Regions from separate parts of the Homo sapiens genome. Here region 2 is linked to region 1. The links are chromatin loops, found by intact Hi-C in ENCODE. Cell type or tissue: endothelial cell of umbilical vein. All regions are shown on one strand. Each heading gives the region's core, and the rest is flanking DNA. Links, peaks and the distances in the headings are about the cores only.

What was found. Hi-C counts contacts between places; a loop is a spot of excess contacts. Peaks named below come from ENCODE experiments on the same cell type or tissue, not always from the same donor. Only the 100,000 strongest peaks of a DNase experiment are listed, where the experiment ranks them.
Region 2: it touches region 1 in a loop (8-fold over the local background); 1 of 110 quality-filtered maps calls a loop at or near these places.

What each region holds. Positions count from the first base shown.
Region 1 is chr6:141,321,277-141,332,624 of GRCh38, reverse strand. No RefSeq gene overlaps it. Among named protein-coding and RNA genes, the nearest start is that of MIR4465, 640 kb to the right of the region's middle. In endothelial cell of umbilical vein, for the core only: no CTCF peak of the experiment used is centred there; a DNase peak (open chromatin) is centred at 5,924; H3K27ac peaks cover 1,223 bases.
Region 2 is chr6:141,447,074-141,458,421 of GRCh38, reverse strand. It overlaps LOC105378029 (a long non-coding RNA gene), which reads right to left. Exons shown (of 3, transcript XR_943077.3): 3 at 7,416-11,348. Among named protein-coding and RNA genes, the nearest start is that of GJE1, 680 kb to the left of the region's middle. In endothelial cell of umbilical vein, for the core only: no CTCF peak of the experiment used is centred there; a DNase peak (open chromatin) is centred at 6,251; H3K27ac peaks cover 2,105 bases.

The DNA.
Region 1 (11,348 bases), core at 1,001-9,000:
GTAGTCCTATGAATCCTCACTTCTTTCCTAGAGGCCCTATCTTTTTACTCTGCAGAAGTTTTTAGGAACTCTAATCTATTCCCATGGCTGCAATTAGATTTATACAAAAATGTATTAATCTTGTCAATGATATTGAGGCATCTCATGTCCAGTTTCTAATTTCCAAGGGAGAGATGCTGAAAATCCTGTCTAATGAATCTATCTATATGAGGTTCCTTCTATTACCCTGTTCTACAGAGCAAAGTTGCTATATTCACCTTCACAACATTCAAAATAATATTTAAATTTTATTCTAAAATTTAAAAATAAAATTTTAAAATTGATTCTGTTTAAATATTAAAAATAATGCTAAATAGCATTAAACCAATTATATAATATAGAAGTATAAATATTGTATTAATATCTTCTTCATTTCCAGACTTTGAATTTCCTTCAACTGGGAATCATTATCTTTTGGTTAAACAAAAATTACCCAAGAAGGGTGAGTGAGAAATACATATTTAGACTTATGAGACTTAAAGTGGAAAACACTACAGATAAAGAAGATATGTTATTTTATTATTTTTAATAAAAAATTATTTTCTCAATATCTGTGGAAAATAAAATGTTTAGAAATTAAAAGGAGTAAGAAAAAATGTTTTCTACAAAGAAATAAAAACTGACAGTAGAATGTCTACAGCAAGTGTAGAGGATAATGGAACAAGATACAGAAAATACTGAGAAAAAAATACTGTCAGCTAAGAGGTGTAATCTCAGCTACATATCATTTACCATGTGGAACAAATTACAGACATTTTTCCAACAAAAATATTATCATCATTAAAGATAGTTCTAAAATGTACATCAGAAAGAAGAAAAATGATCATAGTAAAAGAACCTGAGATACTAAATGGTTATTTTTTAAATGGTAAATTTGTGGAGAGAGATGTATATATGCATATATATATGCGTATATATATGCATATATATGTGTATATATATGCATATATATGTGTATATATGCATATATATGTGTATATATATGCATATATGTGTATATATATGCATATACGTGTATATATATGCATATACGTGTATATATATGCATATATATGTGTATATATATGTGTGTGTATAACCAAAACTGATTTTATAATAATAAAATAGTTTTTGTACTGTGGAGTTATTTTAATGAACAACACACTAAATGTGGCATTCTGATTCAAATAATTCTAAAGTATTTGGCTGGGGAAAGGGGAAGAATGTCTATAGGAATCTTAAATATAAATAAGGTAATTTTAAACGTAATCACTAAGTTAACAGAAATCGATCTCATAATGAGGAGAAAGATAAAAGAGGAAACCATTAAAAAAATCTGAATGAATCCGATAGAAAGAAAGAAACATGAAGCATGAAGAGGGCAAGTGAGAGAAATGTGGGAGAAATAAAATGTGAAAATAGAATAAAAGAAATCCACATATATTCACCAACATTCCTTTAATAAATAGCTTCAATAGAGCCCAAAGTAGAAAGATAAGTTGAGAAATTCATAATAATGGTGAGTGTTTATGTTATTTCTCTTGGTTAGTCAAATGTCAAGCAGACCAATAGCAACATACACAATAGACAGACATAGTTTTTCTCTATCCCTCTCTCTCTCTTTCAAACACAAAAACACATGTCATTACATATTTCTTTTGGTATCATGGTGCACTCTAGAATATTGATCACATTCTAAATCATAAAGCAGGCATATTTTGAGGACTTGGTAGAATACATATCACGTTTACTGGCCATGACAACTTTAAATATAATGAATAGAAAAAAAATTATAAGAGCTTATACAATTTACATTTTAATAAAACACACATCTAAATAATTTGTAAGTCAAGTCATAATGGGTTTGAATATAAAAATACACTTAGAATGGAGTGATAAAAATACTATACACAAAAATGCATGTTAATGCAGCTACAGAAATATTTACAGATAAATAGATACATACTGTTGAATACCTTCATTAAAAAGAAAGGTTAAACATGAATAAGCTGGTATCTAACTTAAAGAGTTGGCATACTAAAATGAAACAAAGAGATAATTCACATAATATGGAAGGATAGAAATAAGAGCACAAATAAGTGAAACACAATTATCATTAAAAACATCAATGATATTAAAATGTTATTGTCTGGAAAGAATAATAACACTGAGCAACCTATCATTTATATGACCAACTGACAAAGTACAAAGCAGAAGATAAATACTGGAAATACTTTTTAAAGTTTAAAATATATTATCATAAAAAAGATAGCAATATAATATAAATAACTACATTTCAATATATTATAAAATGGGTAAAATATTAAAGATTTGAGAAAATGTAAATAACCAAAATATGCTCATGAAAAAAGGTAGGATATCTGAATTGTAGTATTGGGTTTAAAATCTCCCCCCCCACACAAAAAAAGCCTAGATCATTTTAAATTCAAATTCTATTAAATTTTCAAGAAGCAAGTACTTTTAATCTTACGTACAGCAAAGTAAACACTCTCCAACTTACATGTTGCTAACATCCTCGGCACCTACATCAGACAAGGACACTCATAAATATAGATGAAAATACTTAACAAATATTAACAAACTGAATATTTCCATAAATATACAACGTGGTACATCATGGTCGGTTAGTTTATTTCAGATAAGCAAGGTTTATTCAGCATTAGAAAATGTGTTCATGATAATAATATGGAGAGACAAATATTTAAAACTTTTTAAACACAGAATTAAAAAAAAAGATGATAAACCAGGAAAAGGTGTTGCAAAAAGTTAACTGAAAAAGATTTATATTCTTTATATAATTTCATAAATGAAGAATAAAAAGACAAACCAATAGAACTAAGTCTCAAGTCATAAAATGCATAAATATTAAATACTACTATACTAAGATATCTTTTTTGTGTGTGTATATATATACTGAATACTAAATGCTACTATACTAAGGTATCTTTTGTGTAAGGTATCTTACAAAAGATATCTTAGCATAGTAGTATTTAGGGAAAATCTAAATAAAATAAAATACCATTTTATGTTTACCACATTGGCAGATCTTAAAATATGTGTCTCTGAGGAGAACAAGGGAGAAGGAAAAACTAGAGTTGTCTGTATTATTTTTGTCACTTTTCTGTAAATTTAGGACTATCCTAAAATAAAAAGCTTATTTAAAGAAAACTAGTAATTAAAACAATGCCTGGTATATAAAAGGCATTCAATAAATATTGTTGCATGAAGAAATGTGATATTGAGGATGTGGCACAACATTCACTAACACAAATGTATTAGTAGTGTAAATTGATGCAAAAAGTTTTGAAAAATAAAGTTAATTATTTCCAATAAACTAAATACTTGTATGTTTAAATTCTACCCCAAGGGTGATGATATTTGGAAATTGGGGGAACTTTGGGAAGCGATTAGGTCATGAGTGTAGAACATTCATTAGTGACATTAGTGCCTTTATAATTTCACCTTCTAGATGTGTCTGTGTCCTCTTGTGGTGGAAGGAGTGAGAGTTTGCTCTGGGGCTACAGGCTCAATTTTTATGTCTTTTCAAAAGAAAATTGGGATTTTGGTCAGTGATTGGTCCATGGAGGTAGAACCCTCATGAATGATATTAATGCCTTATATTTATTTTTATTATTGTAAATTGACAACTTATAATTGTATAAATTTATGGGGTACAATGTGATGTTGTAATTTATGGATACAATGTGGGATAATGAAATCAAGCTAGTTAACATATCTATCACCTCAAATACTTAAGTTTTTTGTGAGTAGAACATTTAAAATTTACTCCCTTAACAATTTTGAAATGTGCGATGTTATTGACTATGTTTATTGTGCTGTGCACTAGAACTCTAAAAATGGAAAACATATTCCTCCTGCTTCACCAAAATTTCATATCCTTTGACAGTCATAAACCCATTATCCCCACACCCCAACATCTATAACCACCATTCCATTCTCTGCCTCTATGAGTTTGATTGTTTTGGATACCACATATAAGTGAGAACATGCAATAGTGGTCTTTATGTGCCTGACTGATTTTGCTTAGAACAATGTTCTCCAATTTTATCCATGTTATTGTAAATGATAGAACTTCCTTCTTTTTTAAGGCTGAATAGTATTCCATAGCGAATCTATACCAAATGCTCTTTATTCATTTATCTATTTTGTTTTTGAGATGGAGTCTCACTGTCACCAGGCTAGAGTGCAGTGGTGCGATCTCAGCTCACTGCAACCTCTGCCTCCTGAGTTCAAGCAATTCTCCTGCCTCAGCCTCCTGAGTAGCTGGAACTACAGGCACACACCACCACGCCCAGCTAATTTTTGTATTTTTAGTAGAGACGGGGTTTCACCATGTTGGTCAGGATGGTCTCAATCTCATGAACTCATGATCCACCCGCCTTGGCCCCCCAAAGTGTTGGGATTACAGGTGTGAGCCACCGCTACTGGCCTTTATCCATTTATCTATTAATGGACTCTTAGGTTGATTACTTTCCTTGGCTGTTGCAAGCAGTGCTGCAGTAAACCTGAGAGTGTAGGCATCTCTTTGACAAATTGATTTCAAATATTTTAGGTAAACCAGAAGTGGGTTTGCTGGATCATGTAATAATTCTATTTTTTTTGTGTGTGAAAACTCCATAGTGCTTTCCATAATAACTGTACTAATTTACATTCCCACCAACAGTGTAGACGGGTTCCCTTTTCTTCACATCCTCACTAACACTTCTTACCTTTTGTCATTATGATAAAAGCCATTCTGATAGAAGTATGATTATATCTCACTGTAATTTTAATTTGCATTTTCCTAGTGTTTAGATTAACAATTACGTCAACATAGTTGTTTCCTTTGCTGTGCAGAAGCTGCTTAGTTTGATGTAATCCCATTTGTCTATTTTTGCTTTTGTTACCAACATTTTTGGAGTCAAATACAAAATATTGCTCAGACCAATGTCGTGTAGTTTTTCCCCTGTTTTTTTTCTAGTACTTTTAGAGTTTTTGGTTTTATGTTTAAGTCTTTAATTCATCTTGAGTTGATTTTTTATATAGTGTGAGGTAAAGGTCTAATTTCTTTCTTCTGCCTATGGAAGTCATATTTTTTCAAGACAATTTATTAAAGAGACTGTCCTTTTTCAATAGCGTATTTTTGGCACCTTTGTTGAAAGTCAGCTGATCCTACATGGGTGGGTTCATTTCTGGGCTCTTTATTCTGTTCCACTGGTCAGTGTGTATTTTTTTTTCCAATACCATGTTGGTTGTTTTAATTACTATGGCTTTATAGCATAGTCTGAAATCTAGTAATGTAATAACTCTTTGTTCTTTTTCTCACAAGTGCCTTGGCTATTCCAGGGTGTGTGTGTGTGTGTGTGTGTGTGTGTGTGTTTGTGTGTGTGGTTCCATAGTGCCTTTTGAAAAGGCCCCAAAGAGACCACTAACCCCTTTCATCATGTGAGGACACAGCTAGAAGGCACCATCTATAAACCTGAAAGTGAACTCTAACCAGACTTTAAATTTACCTTTCCCATGATCTTAGGCTTCCCAGCATCCAGAACTGTAAAAAATAAATGTATGTTATTTGTAAGCTACCCAGCTTTTGTTTTTCTTTTAACAGCAGCCTGAACATACTAAGATAATATCCAATAAAGTTAAACATGTGCATACCTTAATAAGCTAATTTTAATGTGTGTTCCTTGAAATTGTCAGGATACACAGATGCAAAACGTATTCTTACCCAGTTTCACTTTCTCCAGTTTAAGTTTACCACAGTCAACTGCAGTTTGAAATTTTTAAATAGAAAATTCAATAAATAAACAATTTGTAAGTTTTAAATTGTGTGTCATTCTGAATACCCTGAAGAAACACTGTACCATGTGATGATTCATGTCGTGGGTGTTTTGTCCCACCCGAGACATGAGTCATTCTTTCATTTAGTGTATCCATGCTGCGTACATTACTTGCCTATTAGTCATCCGCATCATCAACATCATCACAGCTCGATGATGCAGGATCACTCAAAGCAAATGATCTCTTTGTGACTATTGTAAGAAGGTGACTGGTAACCTAATGCTACAATGCCTACCTCATTCACCTCACTTCATCACATCACATAGGCATTGTGTCATCTCACATCATAACAAGGAAATATCTTATTATACTACACATCTAAGTGTGCAGTACGACAAGATATTTTGAAAAAGAGAAAGAGACCCCGTTCCCATAACATTTATTCATGTATATAATTATTCTATTTTTATTATTGTTCATCTTTTATTGTGCCTAATGTATAAATTAAACTTTATCATAGATATGTATCTACAGGAAAAAGAGTATATATAGGATTTAATACTATCTACAGTTCAGGCATCCACTGGCGGTCTTGGCAGGTATTCCCCATGGATAAGGGGGGAAGATACTGTATATAAAATTATAGATATAGATATAAATTTGTATGTATATGTATACCTTGGATTTTATATATTGTATATTATGAATATATAATATATACAGTCTTGCATAAAACTTAGTAAAATAATATATTCCAAATAAATCATAAATTGCATATTCTTATAAGCAGCATAGTACATTAATAACTTTTGGTATGTTCAAAGTATATGTTGGATTGCATGGAATAATGAAATACAGGAGCATGCTTCAGTATGTATGAATGATTTCACCAAAAATTAATCAATAATATAACCAGTACAAAACATTATTATAATATTTTTATAAACAGGTAAATGTGAATAATACATTATGTAGAAATACATTTGAGTCTGGTAAGCTGATATTAAAAAGCATGAAAATAATTATTTTGGTATATTGGTCATCTAAAGGTGGAGAGATGAGGTTATAATATTTATAAAAGCAAAGAATGAAATTTAAAATGTTTGTCAGTGTCCTATTTTTTAAGCTGTGTGTGGGGCGCGGACACAGGTATTTATTTTTATACAAACATGTATATTTCAAAATATGTTCATATATTCATAAGTATATATGATATTTTTCACAATTAAGATTGACATATTTAGCAACAAAGGATAATTTTTTATATAATTATGTCCCATGCAATATGTAGGTTACATTTATAGCAGTAATTTATTCATTGGTTATGCTAAATTCAAATGTAATGGAGCATTTTGCATTTTATGGTAACTCTACTCCCAGTAAATATTATACAAAAATCAATTAACTTTAGTTTATTGATCTTGTACGTGGTAACCTGATGAACTCTTGACTTATTTCTATTTCCCATTCACTTGATTCACTTTTGTTTTTCAAGATTTCTACCATGAATGTTCATCTCTTCTTTTCCAAATTTTATTCTTCTTATGTTATCTTTAAAGCATTGATTATTTCTGAAAGTACAAACTAAATAGTAATGCCAGATTTGATGACATTGTCTTGTTCTTCATGTGAATGGTAATAATTACTGTTTCAGCAAGAGTAAGATGTGCTTAATGAATAGAGGTTAAAAGAAAAGAAGCTCATAGTAAATAGCCTGAGTTGAAATGCCAAAGGAGACTCTATTGTAATGACATGGGCATGATGGTGGACAGCATTTGGGAAATATGCTGGGTGTTATACTGGTTTACCTGTAGTAGGTACTGGTTTACCTGTAGTAGGTACTGGTTTACCTGTAGTAGGTACTGGTTTGAAATTGAGTTGACTTCAAAAGAGGAAAAAAAAGAATATGGAAGTTGTGGTTTTGAATAACTGTCAATTCAAACAAGCATATGTGGTTCTTTTGACCTGTCATTTTTCTTAGTAACTCTGTAAAGAAACTTTAAATAGACAAAACACTTTTACTAGATCCCCATTTGTTTTGTTCTCTACCTGTGTGTTTTATTGCCAAGACTAGCACATATATTGGGAGATAGGGGATTTCATTCCCTGGATGGCTTGTCATGTGAATTGAGAATGTTGTGATTCCACCAGGCAGGGACTACAACTGAACTACTCTCTCTGTTACTTTTGGCCACTAAAAAGTAATGTGCAATAGCACTAGCAATGAATAGGAAGGCACTGCATTTGTATATCACACATTATTCTTTGATATGCAGCTGACTTATGCTTCCTTCATCTAGGATTTATTTATATTGAGTTTATAAATGAGATTTCTTTTCATTTTCTGTCCTTGTTTGGTTTTAGTATGAGAGTTTTAAAAATATTTTAAAATTTATATTGTTCTCCCACAAGATACTATGCTCTGCCACAGTGCAATAGTTGGAAATTTTCTCCTATTTTGAGGGTTGAGTTGGCAGCTGGGTGTGGGGTGGTCCATGGCCACCCAGTATTACAGAGATCTAAACTGTGTTTATCCAGTATTACCGAGCTGTAAATGATTTAATGTTATTGGTTATTTCTGATTTCAGTTAATTAAAATTTAATAAATAAATCCAAAATAGAAATACACATCAATTTTCTTTTTAATTATTATCTGCAAATGTCATTTTAAATTTGGCATTTTACATTAGTATACCCCTTATATACTAGAGTTATATTTCAGAAGCTCCATGAAAATAAATTTTGTAACTACCCTGACAACAAATATATTTGAATGCAGCTGGTACTTCTTCATGTTATTCTCTCTCTGTTTCATCCAAACCTCAGTAGACCACTAAGCAGTTAAGAAGCTGGGTTTGTCAGTTTATTTTCTTACCAAAACTGAAAAAAAAAAGAAAAAAAGGTGAGTTTGTGGAATATATTGTGAACTGAATGTTTAGAATCACATTTTCGAAATATTTTATTTAAATAAATGAGTTTTTTCTTTTCTCCTTCCTTCTATCTCTCTTCTCTCCAGGCCCATTCCTGAAAATTCTAAAAGACTCATATAGAAATATGAAAGAGGATCTCCCTAGAGGAGTAAAAACCTTTGAAAGCTTCTAAACAAAGAACAAACCCTTTGGGCTGAAAACAAGAACATGTAAAAAAAAATTTTTCTCATATACATGACCCCATGAAAGCTTCCATTTGGGAAAAAAATAGCAGAGTTTGCAAGCTGCAAAAAACAATGTTGTGCCCTAAGGATCAGTAACATTATTCCATAGATATAACAGTGCAATCTAATGATGTTTCATTGGCTGAGGGCCTTGTCAATTGATAGCCAGAAGGACAATTTGGTGTTCACTGGCAGACCCTTGGATGGGAATATTAAAAAGAAACCACTAAGAAATCATAAACATATGGAATCATTAAATCAGAATACACTTAAATTTATTTTCTGATTGGTGAATAGTCTTAGGTTAACATAGTTAAAATGCCAACATTACATTCTTTTGTTTAATTTTAATTGTTATTATTACATATTTTGTGTCCTATATTTATATCTATTTATCTTTTATATTCCACCTACATCATGAATAATTTATACTTTTTAAGCCACTTTTTGACTTTGCTCCTTTATTTTGGCTAAAATATTATTCCTTTAGTATTGCTGTAATTTCCCCTAACCCTTCTAGTATCTTGCCATGTAAGTTTCTTATGGTCATTTTCTACAACTCATACACATGTTTAGAAGACTTTACTTGGCTGATTTAAATTCCAGGACCAAGCTAGATCTCCTAAATGATCAAGTTTTACTTTCTACTTTATATTATACATGATTATAAATATAGGGCATAATGGTTTTACGATTGGCCTAAAATAATACTAACTTTTAATGAAAACATTTTAAAAGCTGTTGGAAACATTTTAATAGAAAAATTGTTTCTTAAACTATGCATTTTCATAGCACTAAAAATTGTATTACTCCAGTTTTTGTATTATTTAGGACTCTAGCTACAAAAACAATTAGAGAATTTATTGCCTTATTTCTTTCCCTGAATTTATTTTCAGAAAAAATAATATTTCTCTTAATATTTAATTTCCTTTCATATGAATTACCAATAAAGAGCCGAATAAAGACCTATATAAAAATTATCATGTAATATAACCAGCATGTTTTAGGTAGACTACTCATTTTAGCATTTTTCAACCTTAAGAGAATTATCTAGAAGTGTGTTTTACAGTTCATATGTAATTATTTGAAGTATTGATAGACTTTAGAGGATGCCATTAACTATAGGGCAGAATGCAATGATTTCCAGTCATGACTCATTTCTAAAAACTTCACTAGTTTGATTTAATAAACAGTGGGTGGAATACTCTCTAAATGTTAGTTTGAAAAATGAATGATAAAATTAGCCACTTAAAATGAATTTAAAACGTGGTAGAATAAAAAAAACCACAAGCCCTCCTTCTTCCCAAGTAAACACCAACTCAACAGTAGCACATGAACTAATGCTTTCTTTGAGAATTTCAAAGCCAGTTGAGAGTGCCCACCAAATGAAGGTGAAACCAGCCCCATTGACACTGCTAGAGAAATTCCTGGCACTAATCATAATTCTTCCTCAAGGCACAGCGTGATATGATTGAGAGAGAGAGATCTCTGAGCTCTTGTCTTTTCCCTGGGGAGGAAAAGAGAATACTAGACCATACTTTCAACGTTCTGACTTTTGTCTGAGTGGGGTGCTGGCTGAGGAGCTGGCTTCTATGTTGCCTGATTCTAAGTGCTGAAAGGAAAGTGTGTCAAGTAGGAAGCTGCTGAGAATAAAGATGACAACTTGAGCTAACACGTAATCATTCACCATAGTCCCTTCCCCTATCTGAGAGTAGCACAGTTTAGAGAAGACTCCAGATTCCAGCTTCTCCCTGGGGAAGGAAAGAAAAGACTGAAAGATATGGCTAACACTTAGATTTTAGGGACCTACTCCAGGGACTCGTTGATGTTTTGCCTGAATCTAAGTGTTGATAAGAAAAAGTGCCAGAGTTCAGGATGATGAAAGAAAAAGCAATGTTTTGGATTAGCATGCACTCACTATAGTCCATTCACCAGTTCAGTGCAAAAGTGGGAGAAAACTTCCAACTGTTAATTTTCTTTTGGGGAGGCATAGACTTAAAGCATGTGTCCAATGTTCCAGCTTGTTGTGTGGGCTGCAGTTCAGCTTTTCAAGGGGCTCTCCAAGGTATTTGCTTCTGCTTTGTCTGACTCAGAGCACTTATCGCAGGCATACTCTAGAATCCTGGAGACTGCTGAGAACAAAAGAGATGTAGGCAGATTGTGACAATTTGAGAAAGCCTGAAATACTATAGACAGCACCAAACAGAATACTATTGGAGTAATAAAGCCAGTAAATTCCTCCAACTGAATATGTGCATGCATAGTTCAAGAGAAGATGCATCCACCGAAAAGGGTTGAGAAGCACCCAGAATCTCTAGATGGGCTAGCCAATAAAGTTCTTTCCTTGTATAAAGCCAGTTCATAACTATTAAGG
Region 2 (11,348 bases), core at 1,466-9,465, 130 kb before region 1:
CAGGGTGGAAGTATTGGAGGGTGCCCTGCCTGCAAAGATCATCTACCCACTCTAAGAGGGAATTAAGAGTAGTGGTTTGGGGATAGCACCAAGAGATATCAGCTGTGATGGCTTGAAGAAACAGTGTAAACCGGCAGTGTAAACAAGAGTAGGGCATTTATAAGTAGTTAAGAATGGAGAATAGGAGTATGACTAGACAGAAAATAGTAGGGATGACAAGTTTTTTGGGGCTCAGCCTAAGTGGTGGGGGTGACGTCATAAAGCCCCGTTGCAAAAAGTAGGGTAAGGACGAATAGACCTAACAGAATGAAGGGATGTATTAGGCTCATAAGGGTTATTACTGTTCTTCAGAAATATGAGTGAGTTTAAGGGAAGTAGGGGAGAGTACTTGCGACTTCCAGGAGGAAGAGGAGGGATTAGGCTGGCTGTCTGATGGACAGAGCTTTATTCTGGAATGGTGAATCCAGTGGGGAGGATCCTGCAGGCAGACAGCAGTTGGGGTACTATAGATGACTAAGTAGGGTCCGGTCCATTGAGGTTGTAGAGTTTGAGGGGTCAATTCTTAACAAGAACTGATCGTCCAGCTAGGGTGTCTTCATATGGCTGGGGATCTGGAGTAGGCAATAGAAGATTAGCAGCCTGGCGAATTTCCTGTCTAGCCTGTTGGAAGACTGTAAGATAGTCGCCTAGAGGGCTGGAGTCTGGGATGAGGTTGGGGCCAAGCAAGAAAGTGTGTCCATATAAAAGTTCAAATGGACTGTACCCTGTAGCATCTCGAGGACAGGCTCTAATTCTGAGAAGCGCAAGAGGTAAAAGTACTATCCAATCCTTTTTAAGTTGGAGGCTGAGCTTGGTGAGATGTGTCTTTAAAAGACCATTAGTCCCTTCTACCTTTCCTGAAGATTGAGGATGGTAAGGGATATGAAGGTTCCATTGAATACCTACAGCCTGAGAAACTGCTTCGGTGATTTGACTAGTAAAGGCTGGTCCATTATCAGACCGTATAGAGGTGGGAAGGCCAAACTGAGGAATTATGTCTGACAGAATGGAAGAAATGACTGTGGTGGCCTTCTCAGACCCTGTGGGAAAGGCCTCTACCCATCTAGTGAAAGTGTCTACTTAGACTAAGAGGTATTTGAGTTTTTGTGACTCGGGGCATGTTGAGTAAAGCTAATTTGCCAGTCCTGGGCGGGGGCAAATCCTTGAGCTTGATGTGTAGGGAAGGGAGGCGGCCTGAATAATCCTTGAGGAGTAGTAGAATAGCAGATGGAACACTGAGAAGTTATTTCCTTGAGGATAGATTTCTATGATGGAAAGGAAATGAGAGGTTTTAAGAGGCGGGCTAGTGGCTTGTACTACAGCATAGCCTGCCTTTGCTGGTGTGTGGTAATTAGGCCTGGTGGAACCGTCATCAATAAACAAAGTGTGATCAGGGTGAGAAACAGGGAAGAAGGAAATGTGGGGAAATGGGGTGAACATCAGGTGGATCAGAGAGATGCAGTCATGAGGGTCAGGTGTGGTATCAGGAATAATGTGGGAGGCCGGATTGAAGTCTGGGCCAGGAAAAATGGTAATTGCAGGAGACTCAACAAAGCATGAGTGCAGCTGAAGGAGCCAGGGAGCAGAAAGTATATGTGTCAGGTGTGAGGAAGAAAATAGATTTTGGAAGTTATGAGAGCTGTAGAGAGTGAGTTGAGCATAGTATGTGATTTTAAGGGCCTCTAAAAGTATTAGGGCAGCAGCAGCCACTGCACGGAGACATAATGGCCAGCTTAAAACAGTAAGGTCAAGTTGTTTGGACAAAAAGGCTACAGGACGCGATCCTGGTCCTTGTGTAAGAATTCCGACTGCACAGTCCTGCACTTCGGCTGTGTGTAATGAAAAGGGTTGGGATGAGTCAGGGAGAGCTAGAGTGGGGGCAGTCTCTAAAGTTGTCTTCAAGGAACGGAAAGAGGAGTGGGGAAAGGATTTAGGATCTATGGGGTCAAATAGGTTTCCTTTTGTGAGCTTATATAATGGTTTTTTTAGGATGGCAAAACTAGGTATCCAAAGGCGAAAGTATCTAACCATGCCGAGGAAGGAAAGGAGCTGTTGTTTTGTAGAAGGGGTTGGGGTTTGAGAGATTAGTTGAACACGATCGGCAGGGTGAGCACGTGTGTTTTTATGAGAATTATGCTGAGATAGGTAACAGATGAGGAAGAAATTTGGGCTTGACTGAAGTAATGGGGGTTTTCTATGAAGATTTGTGGCAGTACAGCCTAGGTAATTTGCTGAGCTTGATGGGTGTCAGGGTCAGTCCAAGTGAAAGTGAAGAGAGGCTGGGATGACGGGTGCAAAGGAATAGTAAAGAAAGCATGTTTGAGATCCAGAACAGAATAATGGATTGTGGAGGGAGGTATTGAGGATAGGAGAGTATATGGGTTTGGCACCATGGGGTGGATAGACAAAACAATTTAGTTGATAAGGCATAGATCCTGAACTAACTTGTAAGGCTTGTCTGGTTTTAGGACAGGTAAAATGGGGGAATTGTAAGGAGAGTTTATAGGCTTTAAAAGGCCATGCTCTAGCAGGTGAGTGATAACAGGTTTTAATCCTTTCAAAGCATGTAGTGGGATGGGATATTGGCATTGAGTGGGGTAAGGATGATTAGGTTTTAATGAGATGGTAAGGGGTGCATGATCGGTCACCAAGGAGGGAGTAGAGGTATCTTATTCTTGTGGGTTAAGGTGGGGGAATACAAGAGGAGGATGCAAAGGAGGCTTTGGATTGGGAAGAAGGGCTGTAATGAGATGCAGCTGTAATCCAGGAATAGCCAGGGAAGCAGATAATTTAGTTAAAGTGTCTCAGCCTAATAATCATACTGGGCAGGTGGGGATAACTAAAAGGAGGGCTTAAAAGAGTATTGCCTAAGTTGGCACCAGAGTTGGGGAGTTTTAAGAGGTTTAGAAGCCTGGCTGTCAATACCCACAACAGTTATGGAGGCAAGGGAAACAGGCCCTTGAAAAGAAGGTAATATGGAGTGGGAAGCCTCAGTATTGATTAAGAAGGGGATGGACTTACCCTCCACTGTGAGAGTTACCTAAAGCTTGGCGTCCGTGATAGTCTATGGGCTTCCGAGGCAATCGGGCAGCGTCAGTCTTCAGCCGCTAAGCCGAGAAGATCTGGGAAGGAGTCAGAGAGCCTTGGGCCAGAGTTCCAGTGGCTGCCAGGTGAGTTGAACAGTCTGATTTCCAGTGGGGTCCTGCACAGATGGGACACGGCTTAGGAGGAATCCCGGGCTGCAGGCATTCCTTGGCCTGGTGGCCAGATTTCTGGCACTTGTAGCAAGCTCCTGGGGAAGGTGGTTCTGGAGGAACGCCTGGCCACTGTGGTTTAGGCGTTTGGAAGTTCTTGTGTGCTGGAGATGTGGCTGGGGTTTGTCTCACAGTGGAGGAAAGGAATTGAAACTCAGAAATATATTGCTACTTGGCTGCCTCTATTATTGTACACCTTGAAGGCGAGGTTAATTAAGTCCTGTTGTGGGGTTTGAGGGCCGGAATTTAATTTTTGGATTTTTACTTAATGTCGGGAGCAGATTGGGTAATAAAATGTATATTGAGAATAAGATGGCCTTTTGATATTTTAGGGTCTAGGGCTGTAAAGCGTCTCAGGGTTGCTGCGAAACGAGCCATGAACCGGGCTGGATTTTTATATTTGATGAAAAAGAGCCTAAACGCTATCTGATTTGGGATAAAGAAAAAGGAGCATTAGCCTTGACTATGCCTTTAGCTCCAGCCACCTTTTTAAGAGTAAATTGCTGGGCAGGTGGTGGAGGGCTACTCATGGAACTTAACTGTAAACTGGACCAGGTGTGAGGAGGGGAGGTGATAAAGGATTATAGGGTGGAGGAGTGGAGGCTGAGGAAGAATTGGGACCTAGCTCGGCCTGGGGAGGAGGGGAGAGGTCAGATGGGTCTGTAGAAAAGGAAGATTAGAAAGACTCAGTGATGCTTGGGGTTGAGACGGAGGGGACAGGCAGGAGGGAAAGAAGGAAGATTCGGGATGAGTTGCATTGGGCACAGAGACTAGGGAGAGACTGATGTGTAGAAGAGTGCCTGGACATCAGGCACCTCAGACCATTTGCCTATTTTAGTCCAAGACAAGAATTATTTAGATCTTGCGGGATGGAAAAATTGAAAGTGCCTTTTTCTGGCTATTTGGAACCACTGTCGAGCTTGTACTGGGGTCAAGCGGCATTGTAGGAGAAAATAAGGCATTTACGTTTTAGGTTCGGTGTGAGTTGAAGAGGTTTTAAGTTCTTGAGAGCACAGGCTAAGGGAGACGGAGGAATGGAGGGTGGAAGGTTGTCCATAGTGAAAGAGGCAAGCCTAGAGAAAAGAGAGAGTAGAGACATGGAAGGGGTTCAGGGGTTCTTACCTTCCAGAAAATTGAGAAAGGGGTCGGGGCATGGAAATAAGGGATTGGGGCACAGAGATAAGAGGTCAGGGCACAGAAATAAGGGATTGGGGCACAGAGATAAGAGGTCGGGGCATGGAAATAAGGGATGAGGCACAGAGATAAGAGGTCAGGGTGCGGAAATAAGGGATTGGGTGTTCTTTTCTCCTGGAAAAGCAGGACTTGCCACTAAGGGTGAAGGAGAAGGGGTTTGAGGGGTTCTTGCCCCTCACCCAGAAAAGCAGAGAAGGGGTGGAGACATGGAGAGAAGGGATTGGGGTACTTGCACCTCCCCTAGAAAAGTGGAACTTGCTGCTAAGGGTGAAGGACAAAGGCAGGCATCCCCGTGTGGTCTGACACCTCTGAAACCTGGGTAAATAATCAGGCATCCCTGCAATGATTAAACACCAAGGGAAGGCTGCCTTCCCTAGTCCATGACCGGCGCTGGAGTTTTGGGTCCACAGGTAAAACGTGTCTCCTTTGTCTCTACCAGAAAATGAAAGGAATTGAAATTAAGAGAATTGGGAGATTGAAGTGTGGCACCAAGATTGAAAGGAGAAAGAGGTTGAGGGATAGTGACGAAGGTTGGAGAAGAGAGTAAAATGAGGCCACTTACCGGATTTGAAATTGGTGAGATGTTTCTTGGGCTGGTCGGTCTGAGGACCTGAGGTTGTAGGTGGACCTTTCTCACGGAGCAAAGAGCAGGAGGACAGGGGATTGATCTCCCAAGGGAGGTCCCCCGATCTGAGTCACGGCACCAAATTTCATGTGCATCCGTGTGAAGAGACCACCAAACAGGCTTTGTGTGAGCAATAAAGCTTTTAATCACCTGGGTGCAGGCAGGCTGAGTCCGAAAAGATAGTCAGCCAAGGGAGATAGGGGTGGGGCCGTTTTACAGGATTTGGGTAGGTAAAGGAAAAAGGCGGGTTGTTCTCTGGTGGGCAGGAGTGGGGGTCACAAGGTACTCAGTGGGGTAGCCTTTGAGCCAGGATGAGCCAGGAGAAGGAATTTCACAAGACAATGTCATCAGTTAAAGCAGGAACAGGCCATTTTCACTTCTTTTGTGGTGGAATGTCATCAGTTAAGGCAGGAACCGGCCATCTGGATGTGTATGTGCAGGTCACAGGGGATATAATGGCTTAGCTTGGGCTCAGAGGCCTGACAGCCAGGGCTTGGACACCAGACCAAATTGAGAACTAGCTAAAACAGGGCTGCAGTGGAAGAAGCTTTCCATCAGACATGTCCACCAGTGTGCCATGTCAGTTACATGGCAATACCTGGGAATTACCACCTCTTTCCTTGGCAATGACAAATGATCCAAGAGTTACTACCCCTTCCCTAGAAATTTCTGCATAAACCACCCTTTAATCTGGATGTTATTAAAAGTAGGTATAAATGTGACTGCAAAACAGCCCTGAGCTCCTACTCTCTGCCTATGGGGTAGCCCTGCTCTGCAGTAGCAATCATAGAGCTGTACCACTGCCTCTTCAGTAAAGTTGTTTACTTCTACCTGTGGCTTACCCTTGAATTCTTTCCTGGGCAAGGCCAAGAACCCCCTCCTGGGCTAAGCTCCACTTTAGGGCTTGCCAGCCCTGTATCAATTAGTACATTTCTATTAACTAAACAAAAGGCTTTATTTACATTTTACCAGTTTTTAAAAATTCTTTCTCTGGACCAAGATCTAATACAGGATATTACATTATATTTAGTCATTTCTCCTCAACCTCCTTTGGTCTTTGACAGTTGCTTACTTATTTATTGTTACTCATTGCTTTGAAATTTGAAAGAATTCTGGTCTGGTATTCTAAAAAATGTCCCAGTTATAAATGATTTTTATCTGAGCAGTGGTATCATCAGTGCTTTTTTTCTTTCTTGTCCCTTTTTATCGTTTTTCTTGAATCTTAATAATGAACCATAATTAGATCTATTACTTTTCCTATCACAATGTTGGCCAGACATCTTATACCACACATGACAACTTCTTAGCTCATCTTTGTGTCCTGAATGTTCCTGTGGCCTCCAGCTGCACACAGGGACAGATTCACAAAGCCTAAGTTTTTCTTTCTTTCTTAGGGCTCCTGTGCTTTTGTTCCCTGGATGCCTGCCAAGCTTGCTCACATGCACACTCTTACACACCTTTAAAGAACAAGGGATGGGATCTGATGGCTATAAAATCCCCACCTTCCATTTTTCAGACAGAAAATTCTCAGTTGCATTTATGTGATTCATTCTGTTCCATTGAATTCCATTGAATTCCACTGAATTCCATTCCATTGAATTCCATTCCATTCTATTCTCAAGTAGATTCTACACTGTCTTTAGAAGGATCAAGACCCAGTGGCTCAAAGCAGAAATCAGTGTTAAAAAATACTCTTAGGTAGGGCCAGTCAGGGTGACTCATGCCTGTAATCCCAGTACTTTGGGAAACTGACAAAGGAGGTTTGCTTGAAGCCAGCAGTTTGAGACCAGCCTGGGCAACATAACAAGACCTCATCTCTACCAAAAAAATGTATTTTTAAAAAATTTGCTGGGCATGGTGATGTGTGCATGTAGTCCCAGTTAATCAAGAGGCTGAGGTGGGAGGATCAATTACACCCAGGAATTCAAGACTGCAGTGAGTCATGATCCCACAGCTATACTCTAGCCTGGGTGACAGAGCAACACCCTGTCTCTAAGCAAACAAATAAGCAAACAACAACAACAACAACAACTCTTAGAGTGACTTTTCTTCCTTCTATACTTTACTCTTTTCAGTTCCCTGACTCCAGTTCCCTTGGTACAAGCATTTTAAGGTGAGGGGGTGGGGTGAAGTGGCAATCAAATCTCAGACAGAGTAAAACAAAATAATTTTTAAAATGTGTGTAAGTTCATCACATGTTATAAGTAATATCCTTGGCCAGTGCTCATGTTATTTAGATCACTTAGTCTAACATTTATCACATCTTATTTGTAGGCATAGGAGAAAAGATTGAAACAAGGGGAAAAAATCTGATGCCTTTTTAATTTACAGTGGTCTCTTGAACAACATAGGTTTGAATGGCATGAATGCATTCATATGCAGATTTCCTTCCCCCTCTGCCACCCCTGGGACAGCAAAACCAATCCTTCCTCTTCCTCTCCTCCTCAGCCAACTCAAAATGATGACAAAGATGAAGACTTTTGTAATGATCCACTTCCACTTAATAGTAAACATATTTTCTCTTTCATATGATTTTCTTAATAATATGTTCCTTTCTCTAGTTTATTTTATTGTAAGAATACTGTATCTAATACATATCACATAGAAAATATGTGTTAATTGACTGTTTATGTTATTGGTAAGGCTTCCAGTCAATAATAGGCTATTAGTAGTTAACTCTTTGGGTTAGTCAAAAGTTATACATGGACTTTTTGACTATTTGAGTGGTTGGTACCCCTTAAAGACCTACATAGTGAAAGTGAACATAATAGATTTGATCACTGATATTAATTAAGCACAATGAGGTCTTTCAAGCCAATAAAATTAGGTAAAGTAAAATGAAAAGGAAGAAATCTCCATAGATACTTTTATCTAAGTTTTGAGTTCTAAAATTAATTCACAAGGAGATAAAAACTAGAATAAGGAGATAAAAGTTGGTCATTGTTCTCTATTATATTTTATGTTTGTACCATGACACTGTTGGAGGATGTGGAATCATAACAAATTACTCTGTTAAAAACAAATATTCTTGTCTTTTGCAATTAAAAGAGCTTAGCAATGGCACAAACCAGCATGCATATTAGAATTGAGATAAGAATTAAGGTAAATAATAGTGAAGTATTTCTTATGCAAGAGAAAGTAACAAATGAAGGGCAGGATTTTCCTTATTATCACAGACTGTAACATCCAACACTCATTTCTTTACAGGAAAAATATTTCATACTCTGTACAAGGCACTGTGCTAAAAACTGGGCATGTATCAGTGAACAAAACCCACGTAGTCACTGGGACCATGAGACTCCAAGTGGTAGGAAAAGTGTATGCTAAAACACTTACATAAGCAATACTTTTGAGGACTTACATAAGCAATACTTTTGAAATGTGACAGATGAAGGAAAACATTAGGATACAATAAAACAGAACAATCTGAGTGGATATCAATTTAAATTAGGTAATTAGGAAAGACCTCCTTTAAGTAAAAAATTAAGCTGACCCATAAACCATGGTTGACTTTCTCAGTGAAAAGAAAGACAAAGACTTCTGAAAATAAATAAAGGAAAATTTAAGAAGCAAAGAAAAACTATAAAATATGTATGTTTCTGGTAAAGCATACTTACTAGAAATACTGGAAAATATTGACATGTTAAAAATTACTGACAGCCCAGGTGATACATTAATAATAAATTTGATCCAGTCAACAGAATGAGGTGATGAATTTGCAGTGAAAAAATAAAATAGAAAATACCAGAAGAATAACTATGTCTCTTTAAAACATCCAATTATTGTAGAAAAATGAGTTTACACAAAAAAAATAGGAGTTGTTTTGCTTAAGGGAAAAACAAAACTTTATAATAGGATTTACAATCTTAGCTTTCCTACCGTAGAAGCCCTACTACAGTAGAGTAGGTTATTAAATATTGGTAATATTATAAATATAATAATTATTCAGCAAAGTAAATGTAAAATGTAGAAATTAAAGATCCACAATTATTCTTTAGTGTATTTGATTAAGAAATTGAAGCACTGAAGCAAATATTACTTATACTATTATTTATATTAGGAATATTTACACATTATTATGGTACAGTCTCATTGGTACATTGGGCAAGAAATGTTTGATTTCCACCCAGACTAGAGTTATCCATTTGAGAATGGCTTCTGCATGTTCCATATTCAATTATAAACATAAATTGTATTTATACATGGCTTGGTCTACTTGTTAATTTTCTTTCTCCTCCTATAGAATGTAAGCTCCAAAATTATGCCTCTCTTAATTTTGTCCAGTATCTTCAATAGAATTTTCTAAGTATTCATTGAATTAATGAATGAAAACATTATTTTAAAATATTTAGCATTAACAATAGATTTTCATGAAACAGAAACACAATGTAAGTGTACATGTTATCTTCAAAGCAAAATCAATTTCAGAATAATGTGGGGAAAAGACTGTTTACCTTTAATTCCAGGAAAGGTAATTCAATTGCCATTATACAGTTAATAAACCTGAAATTCAAAGACAAATGACATGCTTTTGGTAATTTAGCTTTAAATGATATGATTGGGAGTGGGCACAAAGTATTCTGTCATAGATGAGGATTATTTTTAATAATCATTTATCTTCATTCTGTGAATTGAGCTTATGTAGTTTCCTATGCAGACTGTTAGATGAAAACTACTTATTTCCATAAACTAGATTCAAGGCTAGTTATACATTTATTTATTTTTCTTTTTCTTTTCCTTTCCTAATTCGTGAGGTTGCTGCATATTTGAGTTATTATAATTCTAATTATTCCTCTCTCCTAACCTCTCTTTACTGTTCCCTTGATGACCATTGCTTAGTCAACCTGATGAAGCTTGCCTAATAAACTCTTGACATTATAGTAAGGAATTCAGTGGCGGACAGTATATTAGAGGGGTTAATATTGTAGGCTCTGGCACCAGTGCATGGATCCCAGTCCTGTCTTTATCACTTAGCAGTTGTGAAAACTTTAGCAAGTTATTTAACTGTACTTCAGCTCTTCACAGGTAAAGCAAAGATAATGAAAGTATCATTTAATTCCTTGGGAAGACTTCCTTGATCTTTCTACAAGGTTAAGTTGACTATTCTATGATCTTGCAAAACATTACCTTTCTTTTGTAGCAGTAATAACACTTTAACACTTGTAATTAATTTCACATCTATTTGTAGAATGTTTAAGTTTTGGATAATCTTAATGCTATAATCTACATGACAGTATTACTTTTTGGGTTGATTATTGTTTTTTGTTTTTTTTTCTTCGCTCATCATTACATACTTGATAGCTGACACATAGTAGATGCTCAGTGTACAAATGCTGAATTAATGAATAAATTTTCATATTTAGTAGCATCCTATAATTGTAGCATCCCTCCTATTCCATGTTACTGGTGGTATGCAAAGTGTCAACTACTCCCTTTCCCCTTTCTGGCCTCATGCTATTTCCATTGTTTTGAAGTTACTGCATTGGAATTCAATTAAGAATAAAAGGATGAATTTTTTTAATATTTCAATATTACTCCAAATCATAATCGTGCAAAAATAATTCACGTTCCCTTTAGAATCCAGATGCAAATGACGTTTTATAAAAGCGCGTCAATTAAGGTAATAAAAACTATTCTCGCCTTCTTCATTATAACAACAATGTACCTTGGTACTATTAAATCTATTTCTCAAAATTAATTTTTAGGAAGTTAAGACAAGGTGTTCTCAGGGCTGTATTAATTTAACCGTAGACCAAAGCTTAATTTCAGACTTGAACACAAGCAAATATACATTTTCTTTCTTTTGTGTATTCATGCTGAATTAAATCCTTAGGTCAAGTAATCAGCCAATTCTTAACAAACTTTTCAAAATAATTCTATGTTCCCCAGTAGGTAGATGTCCTTATGGGCAAGCTCTATTTTGAAAATCTAAACATAAAAAACAGTGTAGCTTATGATTAGGCAGGTGTTAATTGCTTTTTCTAATTGAACAGCAGTAAATACACACTTCCTTTTAACTGAAGAAATATATGCTCTATATTTAAACTTAACTGCCCATATAATCTTAGAGAGAGTTGAAATTTAAAAGTTTTATGATTTCCTTAAAGTTTTTAAACTAAATATTAAAGACCATCAAAGGAATATATATATATATTTTTTCTCACATTTCGTATATATATACGTGTGTATCTATCTATACATATATATATTTTTTTCAACAGAGAATTCCTGTATCT